Linked DNA regions of Homo sapiens: regions 2 and 3 are each linked to region 1. Evidence: chromatin loops called from intact Hi-C (ENCODE). Cell type or tissue: PC-3. All regions are shown on one strand.

What was found. Hi-C counts contacts between places; a loop is a spot of excess contacts. Peaks named below come from ENCODE experiments on the same cell type or tissue, not always from the same donor. Only the 100,000 strongest peaks of a DNase experiment are listed, where the experiment ranks them.
Region 2: a loop joins it to region 1, with 2.4 times the contacts of the local background. A loop is called at or near these places in 4 of 110 quality-filtered maps.
Region 3: it touches region 1 in a loop (7-fold over the local background); 6 of 110 quality-filtered maps call a loop at or near these places.

Annotation. Positions count from the first base shown.
Region 1 is chr7:27,600,972-27,608,971 of GRCh38, forward strand. The region is part of intron 4 of HIBADH (3-hydroxyisobutyrate dehydrogenase); the gene reads right to left. It overlaps LOC107986699 (a long non-coding RNA gene), which reads right to left. Exons shown (of 2, transcript XR_001744911.2): 1 at 7,293-8,000; 2 at 1,423-5,559. Among named protein-coding and RNA genes, the nearest start is that of TSL, 11 kb to the right of the region's middle. RefSeq lists an enhancer at 1,666-2,426. In PC-3, a CTCF peak has its summit at 4,921 (motif pointing left); DNase peaks (open chromatin) are centred at 4,950 and 5,400; H3K4me3 peaks cover 1,561 bases; H3K27ac peaks cover 2,860 bases.
Region 2 is chr7:27,780,482-27,788,481 of GRCh38, forward strand. TAX1BP1 (Tax1 binding protein 1) reads left to right here. Exons shown (of 17, transcript NM_006024.7): 6 at 4,682-4,830; 7 at 4,918-5,008; 8 at 6,937-7,122. Among named protein-coding and RNA genes, the nearest start is that of TAX1BP1-AS1, 44 kb to the left of the region's middle. In PC-3, a CTCF peak has its summit at 4,168 (motif pointing left); DNase peaks (open chromatin) are centred at 2,560 and 4,070; H3K4me3 peaks cover 1,008 bases; H3K27ac peaks cover 2,117 bases.
Region 3 is chr7:27,673,571-27,681,570 of GRCh38, forward strand. The region is part of intron 2 of LOC105375211 (a long non-coding RNA gene); the gene reads left to right. Among named protein-coding and RNA genes, the nearest start is that of HIBADH, 15 kb to the left of the region's middle. RefSeq lists an enhancer at 4,030-5,229. In PC-3, no CTCF peak of the experiment used is centred here; a DNase peak (open chromatin) is centred at 4,581; H3K4me3 peaks cover 434 bases; H3K27ac peaks cover 3,092 bases.

The DNA.
Region 1 (8,000 bases):
TTTGTTTTCCAAAAATACACTAGCATTTCGTACTTTGGATACTTGATCTTTGCAAAATTCAGACAAACACTGGCAAAGGAAAATGTTATAAACATCAGATTTTCTTACAGCCTTCAATGAAACCTATGTATAAAACTGTAAAAGTTAAATCATGATGAGTATGGGCCGGTTGATTGGATCTTTTTAACATAATCTAGAAAGTATCTTTCACTGAGTTCTCTTCAAGATAAAACTATTACACACACCTCACACTCTTGAAGGTCCTCTGTTTAAAGTTGTTGGAACAGATTTCTTTTGATGAAACTACTGAAAGATTATATATATTGAGAGGGATTAAAAATACTAACAAGATGAAAAGCATCAGTTACCAATATAATTCTTTCAGTACAACACCAAATGATAATTGCAATGCCTAATTAGCACTGAATAGTGTATTTTATTATGATTGTGCAATAAGCTTGATACACTGTTAATCATGTATTAACGTTAAATACCTATACTATAAACGTGCTAAAAAAAAGCTTATCAGTGATTAATGTTGAATACTGAAATTCTCATTGATATTTTGTAAAGGTCAATTTTGGGTATTTAAAAAGTTATAAAAGTGCATTTAACTGGGTAATGTTGGAAAATAAAAATTTAAAAATTTAAGGTAAAGGGGAAAATACGTAAAGCTGTCCTGTGTACTCATATTATGATTAATAACTAAATAAGGTATTCTGGCTTTTTAATAATCCAATTGCTAAAAGACCTATGAAGGATATTATGTTAGAAGGTTAAAAATTCTGGTTTTCACTTGTTTATACATGTTTGCCCTTTTTGTTCCTTTAGTTAACTAGATTAAAGCACTTAAAACCAAAAATAAAATTACTTTAGATTACCTATGTGAACTTTTTTTGGTTAGCTAATAATTCTTTCTATATTTTGATTGTGGGTATTGTGTGGGAGTGGGGTCATTGAATGGTGTGATATCGATAGAACAAGAAAAAGTATTTTTCTCTATTTTGTTTTTAAATGAAACAAACCAAAGCCTTTTAGTTATTCTAGCAACCCAAAGAAACTCCAAACTTGAATGTATTAGTCTCCTGCAATAATATTGAAAATCCTCTACCTAAAATGTCTTATTTTTGCTAAATCAGGCTAATTCTTAAAATTGCATATTGTCCTATTGTGCCTTCCTGAGACTCAACTTCCTCACTGAAAAAAAAAAAAAGAGGATAATCTGCATTTCATGGGGATGCTATAAGGATGAAATGTTTTAAAATACAGAAACAACCCAGTGTGATAAACTGACACACAAAAGGTACTTAATTAATCAGTTGACTTCTAGAAAATTCTGCACTATAAAACTTTAAGGTGATTAGAGATGTTTTGAATCTACTTATTGATAAGGCTGTGTGCATTTTCACACTTTCCACTCCGTTAAGACTATCAGATTTTATTCCAAGAAAGAGTGCAGGGAAGAAAAAGCAGCAGGCAAAAACTGAAACAGAAAAACAACATGGATGTTGTAGCTCTTACTTTCATTCTCTTATTTTTAAAAATAAACTTGACTTTTCATCCCTCTTGTTACCTATTTTTCAAAGAAATACAAGTTTCCTTAGTCTTTTAGTTTTTAGAAGCCATGTTTAGAGCTAAGCTGATATACTATGCCAAAAGTACACTTAAAACTGGGTATCTTCATTGCTGAACGTTTTACATTACAAGGCGTCAGTCTTTAAAAAAAATTTTTTTAAACCTGAAGATTACTGACAAATAAGCATTCTCTAACAATTATGAATTATTTCACATCATTTTAAGGTTTCACTTGATCAATTTTACATGCAAACGTACTTTCTCATTATTTACTCTTTCCTACTATGTTTCGCATGCCAAAAAAAATCCACTAATAGATTATAAACTCTGCTTGCCAGTTCCCTTCTCAACAACCTCCATCCATCCCAGCACCCACCCATTCCCAAAGAGATACCCAGCATTGTTTATGTGGAGTTGGAAACAATACACTCCCCACTGCTGGTTAATTTACATCAGATACAGCCAGGCCCAGGAAGCAAAGTGCCTGTCGTTTTCACCCCTTTTTTCTTCTCCCTTGCTTGCTCATGCCCCCTCACCCCTTTTAATTTAAATTACTCGTTTTAACTTAAAAACTTCTGGATGTTTTATTACCTTGGCAGCTTTTTCTCTGGATTGACTAAAAAGGTAAGTTTAAACAGTTTTTGTCAGTTAATATCTCTTCTTTTTTTTATATTTGTATCTGACAACCAGAATCCATAGTGTTAAAACTGCAATGATGATGCTGCTGCATTTTACCAGGCTAACTCAGGTTGGGCACAATTTCATTGTTTTTTTGTAACCTAAACATACAAAAAACAAAAATGTTACTTTGCATGCAGTTAAATTGGTTGTTCTCTAATCATCTCTATCTCTACAATCTTTATGTGCTCCTAAGGGATATAAAAAGATTTTATGTTAGGTTTTGTTGTTTTCATTCTTTATTTTTTTAACCATAAAATATTACACATGCAGATACAGTAAGTCATTGTTTCCTTGCCTATATATTTATAGAAAATTACTAAAAATCTAGTATTAAAAATACTATAAAGCCAAAATGCCAGCTTTTCTTTGAAAGCCACATTAACTGTGTCCTAATCAGTTTTTCTAAATTTCAGATATTTAAAAAGAATTAAATATAACATCTTTAATAACATGTATAAAGCCATTTCAAAGACTGAAATCCTAACTCTCAAATTTCACTAAATTAAATTTTATCTAAAACCAAGTAAGTTAAACATATTCCACTGTACATTAAAAATAAGATATGCAAAGACTCCCCAGTGTGTGCAAATGATACCAATAATTAAGAATCACATTTCGAGCTTTAAAACACTTCTATCTAAAAGAATCCAAAAGTGTGAGTAAATTGCTTTGACTGCTAACATTTACTTTCTGTAGTACTTTCTCTCCCCTTTTCATCCTAGCTCTCACCCCCACACCAACACACATACATAAAATAGATCATTTAGGCCAGTGGTATTTCAGTACATCGCCCCTCCTCCTCCACTTAGACAGTATTGCCTTTTATATCTATGTGGAGGTTCCCATGGCAACACTCACTTACACCAATACTATTTCCAACTGAAATGAGAGAATCCAAAATCTAAATGCTTCATTACTAAATAACATATACCCTAACAAGTAAGAATTGTTTTTCTCATTATCATTATTTTTCAATGTTTTTAGATTTCTGGAATTTCAGCAAAAAAATCATTTTAATATTATAGAAATAACTAGAAAAACAGTCATTGTAGGCAACTATATGTATGCATATCATTACATGAGATTTGTATGTGCTTACTCTTACTGCATAAAATTGATATGCTGAGCCAAGAAACCTCAATTATAATTATGAATAGTAAGTATAATTTTTACTAGTCCAGTTTACTCTATCAAATTTGATTTTTTTTTTTTTAATGTTGGCTACATAGCTCACAAAAGACCCTGGTGAGAAATTCTAACACAACAAGCCAAGAAGCAATTCATGGACAGCAGGAGGCAATTCCAGAACACAGGCATAATCTATAAAGAGAAACCTCTACAGCTTTTTGATGTTAAATAAGTAGAAATATTAGCATACAACAAAGCTAAGAAGCAGACTGTTGCATCAAGTTTAAAAGTAAAAATTTCAGGGTCAAATGTCATGAGTACCTTTGTCTAGACTACTTTCAAAAGTGAAATTTCCTAATTTTTAAAACCAAAAGGTCTCTTTTGGTAATACTGAAGGGTGCATATATTTAGTTTTAGTACAACACACATTCTCATCAAGTTATTCAAAATATAAGGGAGGGGAGGGTTTTGCTTTTAAGTGGGAACATCAAGGTGGGAGGTCAAACATTTACTTTGAAAACATATACATTTCTTAAAACAGGTTGTGCACATTAAGAAGCCTCAGAAGAGGCAAGAGTATAAAATGAGTAGCACTAAGCTTTTTGCTAAATGATCAAAGCTAAGCATTAAACATCACTCTGCATGGTGAATACATTTTTTAAAAGAATAAAAATCAATAGAATATACACTGAGCTTTATTTATTCTGACAACATATCCTATCACCTGGATAGCTGTATTAAGTAATTTAATTGTTTCTGCTACAGTTTATTAACTTATATTTATGGGTTCATAAAAATAGAACATGAATACGTATTTTAATGAAAAAAATCACACTTTTATAAAATTTATAATGAGCCTTTTTTTATTGTGCTTTTTACATTATCACTGTTTTAAAATGAGCTGATTCAAAAGACTATAAAGACTCCCTGAAAAACAGTACAGGAAACTCAAGAATTTACTTTCCCAAAAACAGCTTTTAAGACATGAACATGAACTGCCTAATGAATCTCATAGTTAGGCTTGTGAAAAGGACCAACTTGCACCTTTCAGAGGTTTCTCCCTCTTTTTAAAAATTCCCATACAGTAAAACCTGCTGACACTTTTTTTTTTTTTTTTTTTACAAGACCCAGGGAGGGGGGTGGAATCTTGCCACATGGTGGGGGGCGGGGATTTGAAATATTTGTGAGAATTTTTATACGCTGGATTCCCCTCTCCAGTGTTTAGACAAGCAAAAAAAAAAAAAAAAAAAAAAAAAAAAGCCAAATGTTAAATGCTTATTTTACTAAATGAAAAATAGCAATCCCCTCCAAATATTTCATTTTCATTTACTTTCGTTTTAATATCAACAACCTAAAAACAAATATTTAGAGTTTAGAAATCTTTTCAATTCTTTGCAGATACTTAACCTTGATATCAGATGTAGTTTTCAGTCAACTTCAAAAGTAAAATCGTTATATCTTTAACAAAAAATAATATATTTTATAATCCTTTTATCATTAGCAGGTTTGGATGCAATGCCACCTGGTGGCACAGATAAATTCTTAGCTGGACTTAGGTTTTTGGAAACTGAGCTGTTCTATGAAATACTAACCAACTCTTCTGACTACTCTAACCTCCTCCCAAACAAGTTATTCATCCCACAGTTTAACAATAAATGATCATTTTCATTTCAAAAATTTTAAGATTTTTAAGCAATTAAACTGTACATATGCACATGACAATTTCCTCAGCATTTAAACATCATAAAACATTTTTTTCATAAACCAAAATTATACCAAAGATTTACTTTTTAAAAGTTGAAATGTTTAAATATGGGGGAGGGGGTAAGATGGAGTAACCAAGTTGCTTTGTAAAATTACACTGTATAATTAATTCCATGGTAAGAATGTTTTTATGGTGTGTTTTGGTGACCTTTTATGACCATCAAGTTCACAATGCTGGTGGGCTGCCTTTTAATCCCTCCGCAGACAAAGGCCCTAAATAAACACAGATCCCTTCCTGGGAAAAAGTCCACTCTGGTTAAATGGTAAGGAAATGAGTAAATCATTAGTAATCTTTAAAGCCAAAGCTATAAACTCAAGTTACCTTAAGTTGAAATGAAAGTGTCCTGCAAGAGTTTCAAAGTTCTGTCACAGATAGAAATCTCCAGCTCTTGACTCCAGACTAGGCGCCAGCTGATAAACAAACAATTTAAGTCAAGAGCTGGAGAATTCCCAGCTTTTTCATTTAATGGCTTTGGCCAAGAGTATTTATTGCCTCCAGTTTTATTCTCACTTAGCTCTAAGAGGAAATTTAAACTCATCATTATCTTAAAGCCCCATATGGGTAGCAGTCAGCTCACCTGATAATAGCTCCTCTTACTCTGCACTGATTGTTGAGTCTCTACTAAAAGTGATGTAATAATATAAACTAATTAACCATAGTTTTAGGTTGACTTTTTAACAGGCTAAATAAATTTTGTTCAATATAGTTTACATTCCCACTTTGGATAGTTACAATTCCAAAAAGTTAAACTTTACAGTTTTCAGTAGAAACTACCAACTAAAATGGAAGAGGACAATGTAATCTCTCTCTCATTCTTGCATGCTCTGGTCTCTGGCACCCCCACCCCCTAACCCTTGTTCACTAGCTCCTCAATATTGCGTAAGGTAACTTTTCTGTATCAAATGTAGACTTTTCCTATTAGCTTGAAATATCCAGTGTTGCTCTATTTCCTAACAGAGCAAAGTGCAGGATTTAAGATGTAAATGCCGAATCATGAAAAGCTGTTGATTTTATATGTGTACTAATAAGAATGTAAAAGTTCAGTCCAATTAAAGACCATAAGATGTCATCAAACCTTTCTAAATGCTGTATTTAAAAGTCTGCGGCTGGGCGCCATGGCTCACACCTATAATCCCGACACTTTTGAGAGACCGAGGTGGGCAGATCACCTGAGGTCAGGAGTTCGAGGCCAGCCTGGCCAACACGGTGAAACCATGTCTCTAGTAAAAATATAAAAAATTAGCCGGGCATGGTAGCTCATGCCTATAATCCCAGCTACATGGGAGGAAGAGGCAGGAGAATCATCTGAACCCAAGAGACGGAGGTTGCCGTGAGCTGAGATCACGCCACTGAACTCCAGCCTGGGCAGCAGACCAAGACTTTGTCTCAAAAAAAAACAAAAAAAGTTTGCTATCAAAGATTACAGGTCTCAAAGTCAGAATTATGTCGCTGCTCTTATTCCTTTCTCAAAATTATCATTTATTTTTAGAAAAACCTCACCTCTACCCAGGATTTTATATGGAAATAATTATTTTAACTATCTGAATGTTTGTAGATATTTAACAATTACAGTAAACTAACTAGCCTCCTTCCTCCAGCTGCTTATCTAATGAAAGAATGCTGCAAAAAAAAAAAATGTTATAGCCTAAGGTAAAGGGTTAATAAAATATGCCATTAGTGCATAGAAAAATACTTTTCTTCCCGTTTCTTAATTTTCACAAAGTTTTATAAAACTATCTTGGCTGTAAAAGCCAATTAACTATTTCAGTGTCTGCCAAGACTAGTTTCTATTCTTTTAATATATGGACATAGTACATTAAATATGTTGGTCACTTAAGAACAAGTACTACTCTCACACATAAGAAGCATTAGGGGAAATGAAATGTAATTAATGATAAAATTATTCGTATTCTGGCCTCATACTAAGTTTGATTTTTTAAAATCTCCCTAGGTACAATGTCCTCCTAGAGGCTGTAGTAGATAAACAATTATGATAACCAAAACTAACAGTCAATAATAACTCAAAGCAAAAAGATGTCAGATACTAATGTTAAAATTCTTAGTACTCTTTTAAAAGAAATCCACATCTTTCCTATCCCTGTAGGTAACCTAAGCTAAATGCAAAAAAACAACAATCTTCTACCTTCAGGTCAGGTCAAAATCCCTCCAAGGCAAAAGACAGAAGGCATATCTGCTGCCATACTTTCCTTGGACCTGAAGGAAAGATGACTACTATGAAATTTGCATGTAAATTTAAAATGTTCACAACTACATCACCCAAGCAATGCAAAACAGAATTTTATGGCAAATACATAGAAAGACAGACTTAAAACTTAACGTCATATACTTTTCATCTGTTAACATTATCAAACCTCAAGAAAATCGGACTTCTTGAAAACTTCAAATAAGTCTGATAAGGTTTCAGTTTGATTATGGTAGCAAGGCCCTTGTCAAATTCTCAATTACATCTCCTCCTCCCACCTCACTGCCAATGCTATCCAGGGATCACAAACAAAACAAAATGAAGACATATAATACATAGAGTATACTGGAACTAGTTTCACATTGCTTAGAAATCAATAGATGTTAAAGAAAAATAAATTGTACATAAGTAATAGCTTCAGATTTATTTGCTAAATTCACCTTTATATAAACAGGGCTCAGTAGTCCTAAACTGTGACCAGACCCAATTGTGTCTGACTTACATCCTGAATGGCAATTAAAGGACATTAAAAATACCCTGGGATTACTTCAGGCAGGACCCCTGCCTTATCCATATACTTTCCAGCATAACCATGTAAAGAGAACACAGGTTCCCCCTCTACCACAGAATAGAGCCTGGCAAGAACAG
Region 2 (8,000 bases), 180 kb after region 1:
ACATAAAGCACATAACATTTCCTACACAGTAGCTCTCAAGATAGCTGTTATTGTTATCATAGCATTAGGTACCTGGTTTTGGACAGAGGCAGTTTAAGGCATTTAGTATCTAATACATGGAATTGCCAAAAACCAGTTTTGAATTTATGATCTCATTGAATTTGTTTTTGTTTGTTTTTGCCAATTGTCATCAAGAAAAGATACAAAAGGCTTAATTTTAATACATGGGGTGATGATTATAACTTATGTATACATAGCAATATATTTCTTTCAAGCCAATTACTTTAATTTTGTACCTGCTTTACAAAGTAATAGTTTTAAGAAACTCATAATATATTATTTCTACAATATATTTATATACTTTTAAACCCATAATTTTTGTATTGATAAGTACAGAACTGTACAATGAAGCATTTTCATAGTTTATTTCATAAGACTACATCATTGAGTAGTTCCCATTCAATTTAATTAAAAGGTAATTTTAAGTAAAGTTATACTACCCTAAATTTTTTTACTTATTCCCTAACTCTTTAAAAATGTATATGAAACCTAATGTTAAAAAAAAATCACTAGTTTGTGGAATAAATTCATATTCAGGAAATAATTTAGACACTAATATATTTGTAGCCTGTCTCTCTTCCCCCTCCTCTCCACTCCAACCACAAAAATAGTGCTTGGATCTGTTATTTTCTGTAAAAGTTGAATTTAAGTACATTTGTTCATAGCAGATTTTTCAGTGAATTGAAGGTAGCCCTCACATTTTTTACTATAGTCATGCACCACTTGACAATGGGGATACGTTCTTAGAAATGTGTTGTTAGATGATTTCCTCTTTGTGCAAACATCATAGAGTGTACTTACACAAACCTAGATAGTATATCCTACTGCGCACCTAGGCTATATGGTATAACCTGTTGCTCCTAGGCTACAAACCTGTACAGCATGTTAGTGTACTGAATACTGTAGGCAGTTGTAACACATGGTAAATATTTGTGTATCTAAACATATCTAGATATCTTAGAAAAGGAAAGGTACAGTAAAAATATTGTATAAAATGTAAAATTTGTTATACCTGTATAGGGCATTTACCACAAATGGAGCTTGCAGGACTGACAGTGCTCTAGGTTATTCAGGGAGTGAGTAGTGAGTGAATGTGAAGGCCCAGGGCATTGCTGTACACTACTGTAGATTTTATAAATATTGTATACTTAGACTACACTAAATTAATTAATTAATTAATTTTTTTTTTTGAGACGGAGTCTTACTCTGTTGCCCAGGCTGGAGTACAGTGCAGTGGCGTGATCTCGGCTCACTGCAACCTCCAGCTCCTGGGTTCAGGTGATTCTTGTGCCTCAGCCTCCGGAGTAACTGGGATTACAGGTGCACGCCACCACACCTGGCTGATTTTTATGTTTTTAGTAGAGACAGGGTTTCACCATGTTGGCCAGGCTCTCGTACACCTGACCTCAGGTGATCTGCCCGCCTCGGCCTCCCAAAATGCTGTGATTACAGACATGAGCCACCGCACCTGGCCAGACTATACTAAATGTATAAAATATTTTTTTCTCCAAAAATAAATTAACCTTAGCTCACTGTAACATTTTCACTCTCTTTTTAAAAACTTTTTGATTCTTTTGAAATAACATTTAGCTCAAAACACAAACATGTACAGCTGTGCAAAAATATTCTTTCTTTGTATCCAAATTCCATAAGATTTTTCCATTTTAAAAACTTTTTGTTTTCTTTTCTTGTTTTATTTTATTTTATTTTTTTGAGATGGAGTCTTTCTCTGTCGCCCAGGCTGGAGTGCAGTGGCATAATCTAGGCTCATTGCAACCTCCACGTCGTGTGTTCAAGCAATTCTCCTGCTTGAGTAGCCTCTCAAGTAGCTGGGACTACAGGCACACACCACCACGCCCAGCTAATTTTTTTTTTCTTTGGTATTTTTAGTAGAGATGGGATTTCACCATGTTGGCCAGGCAGGTCTTGAACTACTGACCTCAGGTGACCCACCCACCTAGGCCCCCCAAAGTGCTGGGATTACAGATGTGAGCTGCCACACCGGCCAAATATTATATTTTTGTCTGGTGGATTTGTAGAAACCAGAGAAGATGTCTTTATAGTCTGTGTAGCTGTCATCATAACTTGGTATTATAGTTGATTTCAAAATTAGGTGTTTGAGAAAAGCCAGATTAAGTAAAATGAGTGATATTTGATTTAAAATCTGACTAGCAATTTTCATAAATAATTGTTTTGTCAATAATTTGTTATTTAAAGTGTTCAGGTGCTAGTTTACTAAATTTTACTCTGTGTATGTGTGAATCTAGAATACCATACCTTTTTTCTAGATAATTGTTAGTGATACTGTATCTGGTTTCTTCATATGCTTTTGTTTATAATCAGAATTTTATTTTTTAACATGAGAATAAATGTGCTCTGTTATTTTAAATACTTTTAAAATGTGTTTAGCCACCTAGATGAATGATTCATAATCTTTTTATCGGGTTATTCATAAGTGAGAGTTATGACTTGTGGGAATTGGTAATAGTGGCTCATGGAAACAGTGATTTTTTTAGTTTAGGAGTGGGAGGAAAGTCCCTGCATGAATCTGAAGTACTCAAATCTCTTTATCTCCCTTTGCCCCAATTTTTATGATTGTTTTCATATCGGCATACAATGTAGCAGGCTTAATTATCTGATGGAGGTTTTCTTTGTTTTAATATTAGAATTATGATGTCCTTTTGGCATGATTTACAAATGACTAAAAGTGTTTTAGAAAAATTGTCTTTTAGATTTTATCTTTTAAAGTTAATTTTTGAAAGCATGATTCCTAGTTGTTTGAAATGGCAAAGCTCTTAGCTTTTTCATGCTAAGAACGACGGAGCCACATTGAAGATGCTTATGCTTAACTCAGACGTGAAAACTACAGGCCTGAAGAATAATCCTTACTTTATCGTTTTCATGTGTTTTGAAAGGAGGCTTGTATGCTGGGAAGCTATCAGGTGCCTTTATGGGCACCAGAGAAAGTCTAAGACGCTTGTTGTAGTCAGAGTTAATTTATAATTCACTGTAAAGTTAACTGACTCAAAGCAATTAGTTCATGATTTACATTCAGTTGCTAGTGATTTTTTTCTCTTTTCCTATGCATTTTGTAGAATGCTGTATACCCGTTATAGGGCTTCATTACTTACAGGATTGGAAAGTAATTTTGTCCTAGGGAGAAATACTTGGGTTAAATCTGTAGTGTATTTGCAGTGCCAAGAGAGCACTGGTGGTAAAACTAAAAATAAAAAAAATGTGAACATTATTTAGAAACCTCTCTGGCCATCTTTATAAATCAACAAGACAAATCCTGAAAATGTGCCCAATTTCACAGCAATCATTATGATTGCAGAGGAAATAAATATTATTTGTTTTTTTCTCTGGTATTATGGCATTGGAACCAAAAAAGCATTTTGTACAACAGTTTTTGGTTAGTGTTACAAATTCAGTCAGACAAACATTTGCTTTGACCAAAAATAAGTCAATAGGGTGTATCTGACTTTTAGAAAATAATGTAGCAATGTTCATATTCTAGCAAGATATTTAAAATGATATTCTATCAAGAAAATACTTGGGTGAGTTCTTTTATGTGAATTAAAGTGAATTATAAATACTATATAATCTTTCATACTTTTAACTTGGCAGAACGGTGATTTTTTTAGTTTTTGTTGCTGGGTAGGTAAGTATTACTGTTTTGGGGAGAAATTTTAAAATTGTTCTTTAATAAAAATAATTTTATCTTAATTTACCAATTCTTTTATAATATAGTTTTCTATAACAAAGCACTTCCCTATATACACTGTTATATTTGAGTCTTATGAATTGTCCATTTAAAGTAGAATATTCCAAGTAGAAATTCAATTCAACATTCAATTTGTTGCACTTACTACCTCTTTTATATTTGTCTTAGTGTCTTTGAATATTTGTTTAGGCCTCTGAGTCACACTGGCAAGAAGATTAGGAACATGGCTTTAGGCATATGTTAGTGCTTTGATGGCAGTTAGTGACCTGTGCTAGAAAAAGTGGGTGTTAACCTTGATGGTGTCGTGTAAGACTTGATATGTCGTGACTAATTTTTAAAATTTTTTTCTCATTTTTCTTGCCTGCCCCCTGGTGGAGAAAAGTTAGTAAAATCAACATACAGGGTACATGAAAAGTCTGAAGGTGGGGGGAAAATGTATATAAATAAACGAATCATTGCTCATGCCTGTAGTCCCAGCACTTTTGGAGGCCGAGGCAGGAGGATTGTTTGAGCCCAGGAGTTTCAGCCTGGGTGACATGGCAAAACCCTGTCTCTATTAAAAAAAAAATTAGCCAGGCGTGGTGGTGGGTGCCTGTAGTCCCAACTACCTGGGAGGCTGAGGTGGGAGGATCACCTGAGCTGTGATTGTGCCACCATACTGCAGCCTGAGTGACAAAGTGAGACCCCAAACAAAAAACAAATTATCGATTAATTTAGTATATGAAAATTTAAATATATGTTATCATTTCAAGTTTTATAGTCTTAGCTTCTCAAATTTGGAGGGAACAAATGTGGGATTAAAATTCTAAGAATACATAGTTTTCTTAAAGATATGCAAATTTGCTTTACTGATTATGTTTCTGTGTTTTCTCAAAATACCTTGTTGTCACTTCTCAGGGTCTTACTGAAGTAACACAAAGCTTAAAAATGGAAAATGAAGAGTTTAAGAAGAGGTTCAGTGATGCTACATCCAAAGCCCATCAGCTTGAGGAAGATATTGTGTCAGTAACACATAAAGCAATTGAAAAAGAAACCGAATTAGACAGGTATTTCTCATGCTTTTAAAAAATAAATTCAATAAAAATTTTAAAACTTTAAAACATTATAATGTTACTTTATCATACCTATCTTAGTTTAAAGGACAAACTCAAGAAGGCACAACATGAAAGAGAACAACTTGAATGTCAGTTGAAGACAGAGAAGGATGAAAAGGAACTTTATAAGGTAATTTATTTTTTACCATATCTATTGCCTGTTGCTTCAAAAGAAATGACCCCAGAACTTAGGGGCTGTAGGTCAGCAATTTAGGAGCAGCTTAGCTGAGTGGTTCTGGCTCTAGCCTCTTGTGTAGTTGCAGTCAGGATGTTGGCAAGGGGTGCAGTCAGCTAAGGGCTTGATTGGGACTGGAGGGTTTGCTTTCAAGATGGCTTACTCCAGTGGCTTTTGGCAGGAGAACCTTCAGCTCCTCTTGAAGTGGTCTTTTCATAGGCTGCTTGAATATCCTCACAGCATGGCAGCTAGCTTCTCTCAGAGTGAGTGATCCAGGAGAGAGCAAGGAGGAAGTCACAGTCATGTTGTATATCACCCCTAAAAGTTAGTTTTCAGGGAATTAATTTGCTGCTGTTTTAGATACTTAACAGGTAGTGTGTAATAAGTTGAAGAGGTTTAATGGAATTAAGATACTTGTTTATCACAATTCATGTAACTATTTTTCCTTTTTAAGAACATATATATATATACACATTGGGGAGAACATTAATTTAGTAATAATCCCATTTTAGAGTTTGACTTTTAGAATATCTTCAGAGATGTCATTTTGTAAAAATATCCTCACTGCTAACAAATCTTGACCGCTTGAAGTTTTGAATTTTTTTTTTTTTTTTTGAGATGGAGTCTCGCTCTGTCGCCCAGGCTGAAGTGCAGTGGTGCGATCTCGGCCCACTGCAAGCTCTGCCTCTCGGGTTCACGCCATTCTCCTGCCTCAGCCTCCCGAGGACCTGGGACTACAGGTGCCCGCGACCACGTCCGGCTAATTTTTTGTATTTTTTTAGTAGAGACGAGGTTTCACCATGTTAGCCAGGATGGTCTCGATCTCCTGACCCGCCTCAGCCTCCCAAAGTGCTGGGATTACAGGCGTGAGCCGCCGTGCCTGGCAGTTTTTATTTATTTATTTTTTTAAGCAACCCTGAAATATAGGGTAGTTAGCTTAATTGTCAGTAATGCTGTGGGTGCAAATTGAGACTTATTTTTTTAAGTGGCTCATAAGCATTTCCTGAAGGCAATTCCAGATGAGGAATTTCAAGAACATTCTGAGTTAAGTCCGTTTCTTGTTAAGTCAATTTAATGAGCTGATGATTATGAACATCAGGTAGCGTTTTAAAGTGATGCTGCAAGGGTGTTGGTTGCTGATGTCTTCAGAGAATCAGGAGTTAATATTCTATCCTTGTGAACAGGAATTAGTCCTTCAGCATTCTGTATATTTAAAGAGTAAAGTGCAAGAAGTAAGTTAATTCATTTCTCCTCAGTACTCTTAACGAAAGCAGGATATACTTGATAGTGTACACTACAGGTCTGTATTTATAATTCCAGTTATTGAATTTGATTTGTATGTGTGTTAGGAGCAAATCAGCAATAGCGAGAGTCATGGGAAAATCAATATAGTTGGGTTAGTCAACAAATACATTTTTCAGCACATTGAAACTAAATGATATCGTACTTTTCGCCTGCAGAAAATGGAATTGTTTGAGATGTTGTTTTTGAATGCACCCCTTCTAGTTTTCCAGAGTCTTGTCGTGCCAGATTTGAATATGCCAAATAACATAATTTGTTTCCCCAAAAGAACAACCAAATCTATTTGCATTTTTAAAGAGAACCTGAAACCATTAAATCAAAGGAAAAGACTTTAGAGATCAGGTGATGTTGTTAGGGCTTAGAATAATCTCTCTGGAAAATAAAAAAGCTTAGAAAAGCTGTGTTCTGCTCCTGCATGCTTAACTAGTCATTTGGCAGAACCTGGGTCTCCTAAATCCTAGTCTAGTATGTCTTTCCTTCCTTTCGTTGTCTTTGGGTTAGAAATATAATGGTATTTTAAACTTTGACTAACTTAGGTCATGGAGTTAGAATATTCTTGACATTTTCAAACACCATTACAGGTACATTTGAAGAATACAGAAATAGAAAATACCAAGCTTATGTCAGAGGTCCAGACTTTAAAAAATTTAGATGGGAACAAAGAAAGCGTGATTACTCATTTCAAAGAAGAGATTGGCAGGCTGCAGTTATGTTTGGCTGAAAAGGAAAATCTGCAAAGAACTTTCCTGCTTACAACCTCAAGTAAAGTAAGTACTTTTGCTATATATATTTGAAGATTGTAAAACATACCTATGAAATGTATGCAATATGATTTTCATTTTTAATTCCCCCAAGCTTTTGTTCTAAAAAAGTTCAAACTTACAAAACAGTTGGAAGAACAGAACAATGAATACTGATGTACCCTAAAATATTTTGCCATTCTTTGTTTTATCTCCCTCATTTATATGCCTTTTTTTCTGAGCGATGTGAGTTGCAAGTATTACGATAATTTACTCTAAATACTTTAGCATGTCTCCCTTATGAACAAGTGCATTCTTCTTCATAGCCATGACACCGTTATTACACCTAAGAATTTAGCACTGATTGAATAACAGTCATTCTCATAGTTAGTTCACAATCACATTGCCCCAAATGTATTCTTATATAATCTTTAAAATTTTGTGATTCACAGTTAGTCAAAGACTACATATTATTTTGATTGTTGTATTTTGAGTCGGTTTCAGTCTAGAATAGTGTCCCTACACTTTTTATGACATTGATATTTTTGGAGAAGACAGGCTAGTCTGAGAAAATGTTCTATAATCTGGATTTGTCTGTTGTTTCTCATGACTAGATTCAGGTGAGACATTTTTGCAAGAAAAGACATAGATGATGTTTTGTCCATCCTGTTGGAGTCATATCAAAAGTTATATAATGTCAATTTGTTTCGTTCTTGATAATGTTAGGTTTAATAATTTGTTTAAAGTTATGCCTACCTGTCTCTATATAGGTGCCTTTCTTTTCTTTCCCTGTTTGTGATTATTAAGCAATCTGTATAAACACCCTGTTCTCCAACAGCCTTTCCTCAATGTTTTTATTGTCCTTTGATGCTCCTCACCTGCATCAGCTATTATGTTGGTAATAA
Region 3 (8,000 bases), 73 kb after region 1:
AGAGCCAGTTTCAACCATATGGATGAAGACAATACCTAGAGAGGTGGTAAAGCAAGGAGACAGAAGAAACTTGGGTATCCGAATGAAACCCAGGCCTCTGCTCTAATGAAGTAAGACCCCCAGGCCAGCCCTGGACCTCTTACTCTAGATTTATAAGAGAGAAAGAAACTTCATTTTATTTAAGTCAATATATTTTGGAGTCTCTTTATTATAGCAGCTTAGCTTGCACCTTGACTAATAAAGCCACTGCCATGTATTTTTTTTGTAAATGTCAGTAGATAGGCATGAATTTAAAAATGGAATCGTGTGCACAATAGCAAAGACTTGGAACCAACCCACATGTCCATCAATGATAGACTGGATTAAGAAAATGTGGCACATATAGGCTGGGCGTGGTGGCTCACACCTGTAATCCCAGCACTTTGGGAGGCCAAGGCAGGCAGATCACAAGGTCAGGAGATGGAGACCATCCTGGCTAACACGGTGAAACCCTGTCTCTACTAAAAATACAAAAAATTAGCCGGGTGTGGTGGCGGGCGCTTATAGTCCCAGCTACTCCGGAGGCCGAGGCAGGAGAATGGCCTGAACCTGGGAGGCAGAGCTTGCAGTGAGCTGAGATCCCACCACTGCACTCCAGCCTGGGCAACAGAGCGAGATTCCATCTCAAAAAAAAAAAAAAAAAAAAAAAGAAAAGAAAAGGAAAAAGAAAATGTGGCACATATACACCATGGAATACTACTCAGCCATAAAAAAGGATGAGTTCATGTCCTTTGCAGGGACATGGATGAAGCTGGAAACCATCATTCTGAGCTAACTATCACAAGGACAGAAAACCAAACACTGCATGTTCTCACTCATAGGTGGGAATTGAACAATGAGATCACTTGGACACAGGGTGGGGAACATCACACACTGGAGCCTGTAGGAGGGTGGGGGGCTGGGGGAGGGATAGCATTAGGAGAAATACCTAATGTAAATGATGAGTCGATGGGTGCAGCAAACAAACATAGCATATGTATACCTATGTATCAAACCTGCATGTTGTGCACATGTACCCTAGAACTTAAAGTATAATTAAAAAAAAATAAATAAAGTAGCAAAAAAAAATGGAATAGTGTGCATGTGCCATGGTATACAAGAAGACCAGCTGCTTCCACATCCTGGAAATGTCATTTTCTCAGTGCCTGGGAGTAATCAGGCCCTGAGAGACTGGGACAAGTTGTCTGAAAAGCACAAGAGACCAAAATAGGTACCAGAATGCAAATGTATTAATTTACTAGGAGAAATAAAACAGCAATACCCCTGTGGACATAATCAGCATATTCCCTCTCCTGTAATGAAGCTACATAGGAAGCTAAGCCATATTCAGAAGTCATTTCCATGATTTGCTAGAAATGTTTGAAGTTCAGGTGGTCAACCCAGGCTCTCCCTGGTTGATCTACATTGGAATTAGATGGTTCCTTCATGAGTATGAGAGAAACAGATAAATCAAATGTTTAGTGAATGTCCTGTTACTTTTGTGACCATATTAAGAGGAAGTACTCAAAATCAATGCCTAACTCTCCTATATTTATCTTTGCATTGGAAATGGTATTGCAAGGCCAGGCACAGTTGTCTCAGGTCTATAATTCCAGCATTTTGGGAGGCTGAGGTGGGAGAATCACTTGAGGCCTGGAGTTCAAGACCTGCCTGAGCAAAATAGTGAGACCATGATTCTACAAAAGAAAGAAAGAAAAAATAAATGGTTTTGCAACTGGAACCAGGAATAGGTCAAATTTAGGTGGCATAGTTTCCTTTTGCTTGGACAGTGGACACTACTGGTGTTTGCCTTTGTGACTTTTCTTTTTTTGAGACAGGATCTTGCTCTGTGGTCCAGGCTGGAGTACATTCATGTTCTTAGCTCAGGCATGTTCTTAGCTCACTGTGGCCTCAACCTCCTAGACTCAAGCAACCCTCCCATCTCAGCCTCCTGAGTAGCTGGGACTATAGACATGTGCCACTACAACTGGTTAATTAAAAAAAAAAATTGGTAGAGACTGTGCAGGCAGCGGGGGGCCTCACTAAAATTCCTCACTCAAGCTCAAGGGATCCCCCCACCTCAGCCTCCTGAACCACTGGGATTACAAGCACAAGTCACTGTGCCCAGCCCCAACTGTGACTTTTCTCATCCCAAGGGCTGATCCAAAGAGTATTGCTTGCCTTTCAGGAGATTTTCACCTGTTGGGGGGAAAAAATCTCCCTAGATTAGTAGACTTTCTGGGAAGTACTATCTTTGTTCTGAAGATATGCTATGTGTATTTTTTGGAGACAAAACATCTTTCTTTTAGGACATGACAGCAGTAGTAGACTGTTAGATCTTTTTCATGCCAGTCTTGGGTAAATTGAAAAGTTGGCAGCACTTCATCACATTCTACAATTTTTTTTCTAACTTGGTCATAAAATTCAAAGTCCTGGAACTACTGTTCTGTCCTGCCACAGTTGAACAACGACTTGTTTTGATTGATACATTCTTAAAATGTGATAATAACTTCAAACTGGTTTCATTAAAATTTTCTGGGCCTTTGGCCGGGCGTGGTGGCTCACGCCTGTAATCCCAGCACTCTGGGAGGCCGAGGCGGGCAGATCTCGAAGTCAGGAGATCGAGACCATCCTGGCTAACACGGTGAAACCCCGTCTCTACTAAAAATACAAAAAATTAGCCAGGCGTAGTGGCAGGCGCCTGTAGTCCCATTTACACGGGAGGCTGAGGCAGGAGAATGGCATGAACGCGGGAGGCGGAGCTTGCCGTGAGCCGAGATCACGCCACTGCACTCCAGCCTGGGAGACAGAGCGAGACTCTGTCTCAAAAAAAAAATTTCTGGGCCTTCGAGCTATCCTTCATGTGATTCCTTTTAGTTAGTTTTATAACTAAAAATTTAGGGGCATTTTGTTTTATCACATTCGCAAGTTATCAATGCATATCACTATAGCTCTCAATTATTCACAACATCCTATGGATTCACTTTCTAAGAGCACAGGAATCATGTCATAGTAATAATAACAATGATCTCTACCATTTATTGAGCATACTGTATATGCTAGGCACTATGTAAGTCCTTTACGTGGAGCAATTCAGGTCAACCTTTCAGCAACCCTTTGAAGCAATTATAATTATTCTTTGCATTTGAAGAGAAAACAATTAGGAAATGAAGAGGTTGTTAACTTGTCCAAGATTACACAGCTATAAATAGGACTAGAACTCAAAAAAAGGCATCTGATTCCAAAGGCCATGCTCATAACCACTATATATTCTGTCTTTCAAAAAATCAGGGGCTGCATCCCCATTGGGAATTTGAACTCTGGTTTTCCATGAGAAAACAAAACTAGTGAGGCCTTGCAGGGCTTTTTTTTTTTTTTAATATTTAATACATAAAAAATATTCAGTGCTAAACCTAATCTATACCATCCATATACAAAAAACTTTCATTGTGTAGGGTAGAATAATGAAAATATTTCTCAATAAATTTTTTTTTTTACTCTTTCTATTTGTAAACTTTTTGTCCCTAAAGAGATTCCTAACTACAGCTTTATCAAGAACAGTATACTTTAAAAAAGAAGTGGCCAGATGCAGTGGCTCACGTCTGTAATCCCAACAGTTTGGGAGGCCGGGGAGGGCAGATCGCTTGAGCACAGGAGTTCGAGACCAGCCTGGGCAACAAGGTGAAACCCCATCTCCACTAAAAATACTCAGGAAGCTGAGCTGGGAGGATCACTTGAGCCTGGGAGGCAGAAGTTGCAGTGCGCTGAGATTGTACCACTGCACTCCATCTTGGGCGACAGAGACACTGTCCCTCCCCCCAGAAGAAAAGAAGTCTATTCTTTCTTGCAGGTCCTTTTTTTGTTTTGTTTTGCTTTGCTTTGCTTTGTTTTTCCAACACACTTTCTGATTTTAACCTACTCAGCCAATGTGACAGAGATAATACCAGCCCTTGTCTCTCTATTCCATTTTCTGGGATATGGTCTTGGGTTCTGTTTAAGGAAGGTCCTGTCTCTGATTTGCATGTCTTTCTGCCATACTGAATCCTTCAAACCTTCCTTGGTCTTCCTGCACTGATCTCTCCTGAGTGTACCCTATGTAACTTGTCCTAATGGGGGTCTTTTGGGAAGTCTACAACATATGCCAATTTTCCGCATATTATTAGCCTCGGCTTTAGTGCTTTGGATCTCCCAACCATATTATGTAATGCTTGATGTATTAGGGATTCCCATTCTGAACTCTAAGAAAAATAATCAAACCAAAAATTACATTCAAGACTTTCTCCAGTGGTTTCCGTATATTAACTGATATGTCAAGGGCCCCCAAAACCATCCCCAGATTTGGTTATTTGCTAGAAGGACTCAGGAGTCAGCATATGGTCACACTCATGGCTATGATTTATTATAGCAAAAGGGTACAAAGAAAAATCAGCAAAGGCAAAAGCACATGGAGCAAAGTCTAGAGGAAACCAAGCTCAAGCTTTTGATAATTCTTTCCAAATGAAGTCACAGAAGACACGCCTAACTCCTTAGTAATGAGTCATGATGACATGTGGGAAGTGTTTTCTACCAGAGAAGCTCATTATACACTCTGCACCCAGGGTTTTACTGGTGGTTAAATCACATAGGCATCCTCTGCCTACCACCAAATTCCAGACTCCCAGAAATAAAGCAGGTATTCATCATAAACTCACATTGTTTGTATAGTTTAGGTATAGTAAGCCACTTTTATCAGTTAGCATAGTAGAAACCTTTCCCAAATTCAAGTTCGCAGATGTCAGCCAAGGGCAAACCTGGTAAGGAGCCAGGCCTGCCATGTTAACTGTTTTTTGTTTTTTTAAATATCTAAGGAAATACAAATAGAGGAGCTCTGGTAGAACAGATCTAAGGCAAATCTCTTGAGGGAGAGCCAAGGGTCTGAGGCTGGAGTCACCAGACATAACTGTCAAGTCCAAAGGTCTGCAGCTTGACAGTGAATGGGAAAGAAAGCTAAAATGGGAAACCGAGCAGGAAGTTGATTGAAGTACAGCCCACTGAATGCTTTGGTCAGAATTGATTCTTCCCAAATGCTGCTAGGTGCCCAAAGTTACCCTTCCAGGTGCATAGGTGAATCAAGCAACCTAAAGATACAGAGTCAAGATTGGCAAACACTCTCCAGATGCCACCCCACCCCCACCCACCCACCATGACATGGCAGATTCCTCAGGGAAGAAAGGCTATGACTGGTCACTGAGGTGAGTGTTTGTATTAGAAGGCCAGTGTTCTGAGTTTTCCATTTGTTTTTCCATTTGCTTTTTCCATTTGTTTCCAGCCAAAGTCTAATAGCTCTACAGTGTCTGACATGACCCATTCTTTCAATGATGCATTTGTGGCAGATGCTGAATTATGTGTATAGTACCCCACAACATATAGCCAACTATTCTTGAAGAAAAAGAAAAGCCCCGCCTCACTTTAAACCAGGCTGCAGTGTCCCATGCTCCTTGGGAAGAATGAGAGGCTATGTCAGGAATACTGTGGCCTGCACACAGTGACCTTAGGGCGTCATTATCCACTCACTTCCTCTGCAGCCAGTAGTAACAGGCCCTGAGAGGCTCATCAGAGAGTTAGATCTCTAAGGAGGCTAAAGCCTTGGGCATCTCTCTCAGGAAATAAAACAGTTTTTCCAAGCCCAATTCAGATGTTTGAATACTGGCTATAAATATTAGTTTCCTAGCAATTGATTAACAACATTTTTCATGACTCTCTGAACTAATAGACTTATTTGGTCCCTGGATCTTGCCTCTCACACACCTCTGGTGCTGAAAGTCCTGGACTGAAATGGATGTGGTATGTTGATCTCCAGGCAAACTGGAGAAATTCAATTCTGAATGCCTTGCTTGTAGAGAGCACCTCCTCAGACCCAATATCTATTCATAGATTTTGGATTTTACAGCCTCTGGCCACACATTCACTAGTCTAACTCTCCCACTGACTATTCTCTGAAGCAGCACTATGCAAAAGAAACATAATTTGAGCCATTTAAATTTTCTAGTAGCCACATTTCAAAAGAGGATAGAGAAATAAGTGAAATTAATTTTAATAATATATTTTATTTAACCTGATACTAAAAATAGTATTTCTTCATATAATCAATATTTAAAAATGATTAACAATATATTTTACACTTTTTTAGACTAAATCTTTTAATTCCAGGTTCTATTTTATGCTTGGAGTACATCTCAATTCGTACCAGCTACCTTTCAAGTGCTCAGTAGCCACCTGTGGCCAGTGGCTACCGTACGGGACTTTGAAGTTCTAGGGAAAGGCCAGGGGGTCACTCAGAATCCAGCAGTCAGGAAGTCTGTGACCCTGTAATGCACCCTACACATTAGCATTCAATGCCATTGTCCTAAGAAAATACCTGCAGATGTGCCCTGCTACATGCTTAGTATTTTCACACAGACTGATGCCAGATGAGTTTAATTACTAGGGTAGAAGAGCAGCTCCTCACCATAAAGTTCACCTTCAACTCCTAAAGACCCCGCCTCAAAAAGATCTATTGCCAGGCATGGTGGCTCACGCCTGTAATCCCAGCACTTAAGGAGGCCGAGGCAGGTGGATCGCCTGAGGCCAGGAGTTCAAGACCAGCTTGAGCAACACGGTGAGACCCCATTTCTATTTAAAAACAAAAATACAAAAATTAGCTGAATGTGGTGGCACAGGCCTGTAATCCCAGCTACTGGGGGTCGGAGGTGCGGGATGCTGAGGTGGGAGGATCGCTTGAGTCCAGGAGGTCAAGGCTGCAGTGAGCCATGATTTCACCACTGTACTCCAACCTGGGTGACAGAGCAAGACCCTGTCTCAAAAATAGAAAAAAAGACTTAGCACTCCTATTAAGTTCAGAATGAAGCCCTTAGCAGATATGTGCCACTATAAATTAAGGCCAGAGGCTTAATTCTTCCACTGGTTAATTTTAGGTTTTAAGGTGCTTTGAGACCAAGAAGTCAGAAAATTATCCCCATTCCAGATCTTTCATTCAAAAACCTCTGCTATATAGTCCTACAACCTCAAAAGAACTGGCAAAACTCATACAGTGCCACCAAACAAAATTTCTGTATCTGTCCAATCTTACAGGGCTCTGAGCATACCCTGAGAGTCAGCCATGTGAACTAGGAGTAAGGAAGGCCTCCCATGCAAATACAGCCAGTTACATGTCCCAGCAGACAAGGCCTAGGTCCAGGTCTTTCTGCTGTGCCAGGATGCAATCTGAGAGGGCCACTGGGGCCCTTTCAAGGAAACTAATTTGACTCATTAGGGACTCTAATGGTCCCGTGTGTAACATAACTTCTTTCATTAGTCAGGCAAGTGCAAATGGTACTCCTGGCCAAAAAATAAATGGGTGATTCCCAAAATGCTATTATTCTTTTTTCTGCCCCCTAAGCCTGCTAGGGTACAATGTCATCCAATTTAATCATAAACTTTCCTGTTTATCTGGGTTCATCTCAGGGAAGATGGGGCTATTAATGAAGATAGTTTTATTTATCACTTGTGCCTGACTACACTTGACACTGGACACTCAACCATCACCTGCAAAATGTGATAGAACAGTATAGACCACTGAGTAGATTCCTATCATACATGTAGAACCCTTTAGAGGACCTACACTTGTGACTCGCCTTGTAAGACATCACTTCCAGGTCCGAATGTACTTCCTGTTACCCCTAAACTCATGGCTAAGAATTCATCAACCACGTGCTAGAATACTTCAAATTTAGGGCATCTTCTTAATAGGGTAATTGCCCTTAATAGGCCAAACTTCACACTATGAAATTTTAAAAAATAACTTCATTCAGCCAATATTTAAAATACATACTACAATTATGTGTTTCAATCTGTCTACATTATTTGGGCTGCTGTAACAAAACATCAGCCGACAACAGAGGAATGAATAAAGAAATCATGGAGGCTGGGCGCAGTGCCTCATGCCTGTAATCCCAGCATTTTGG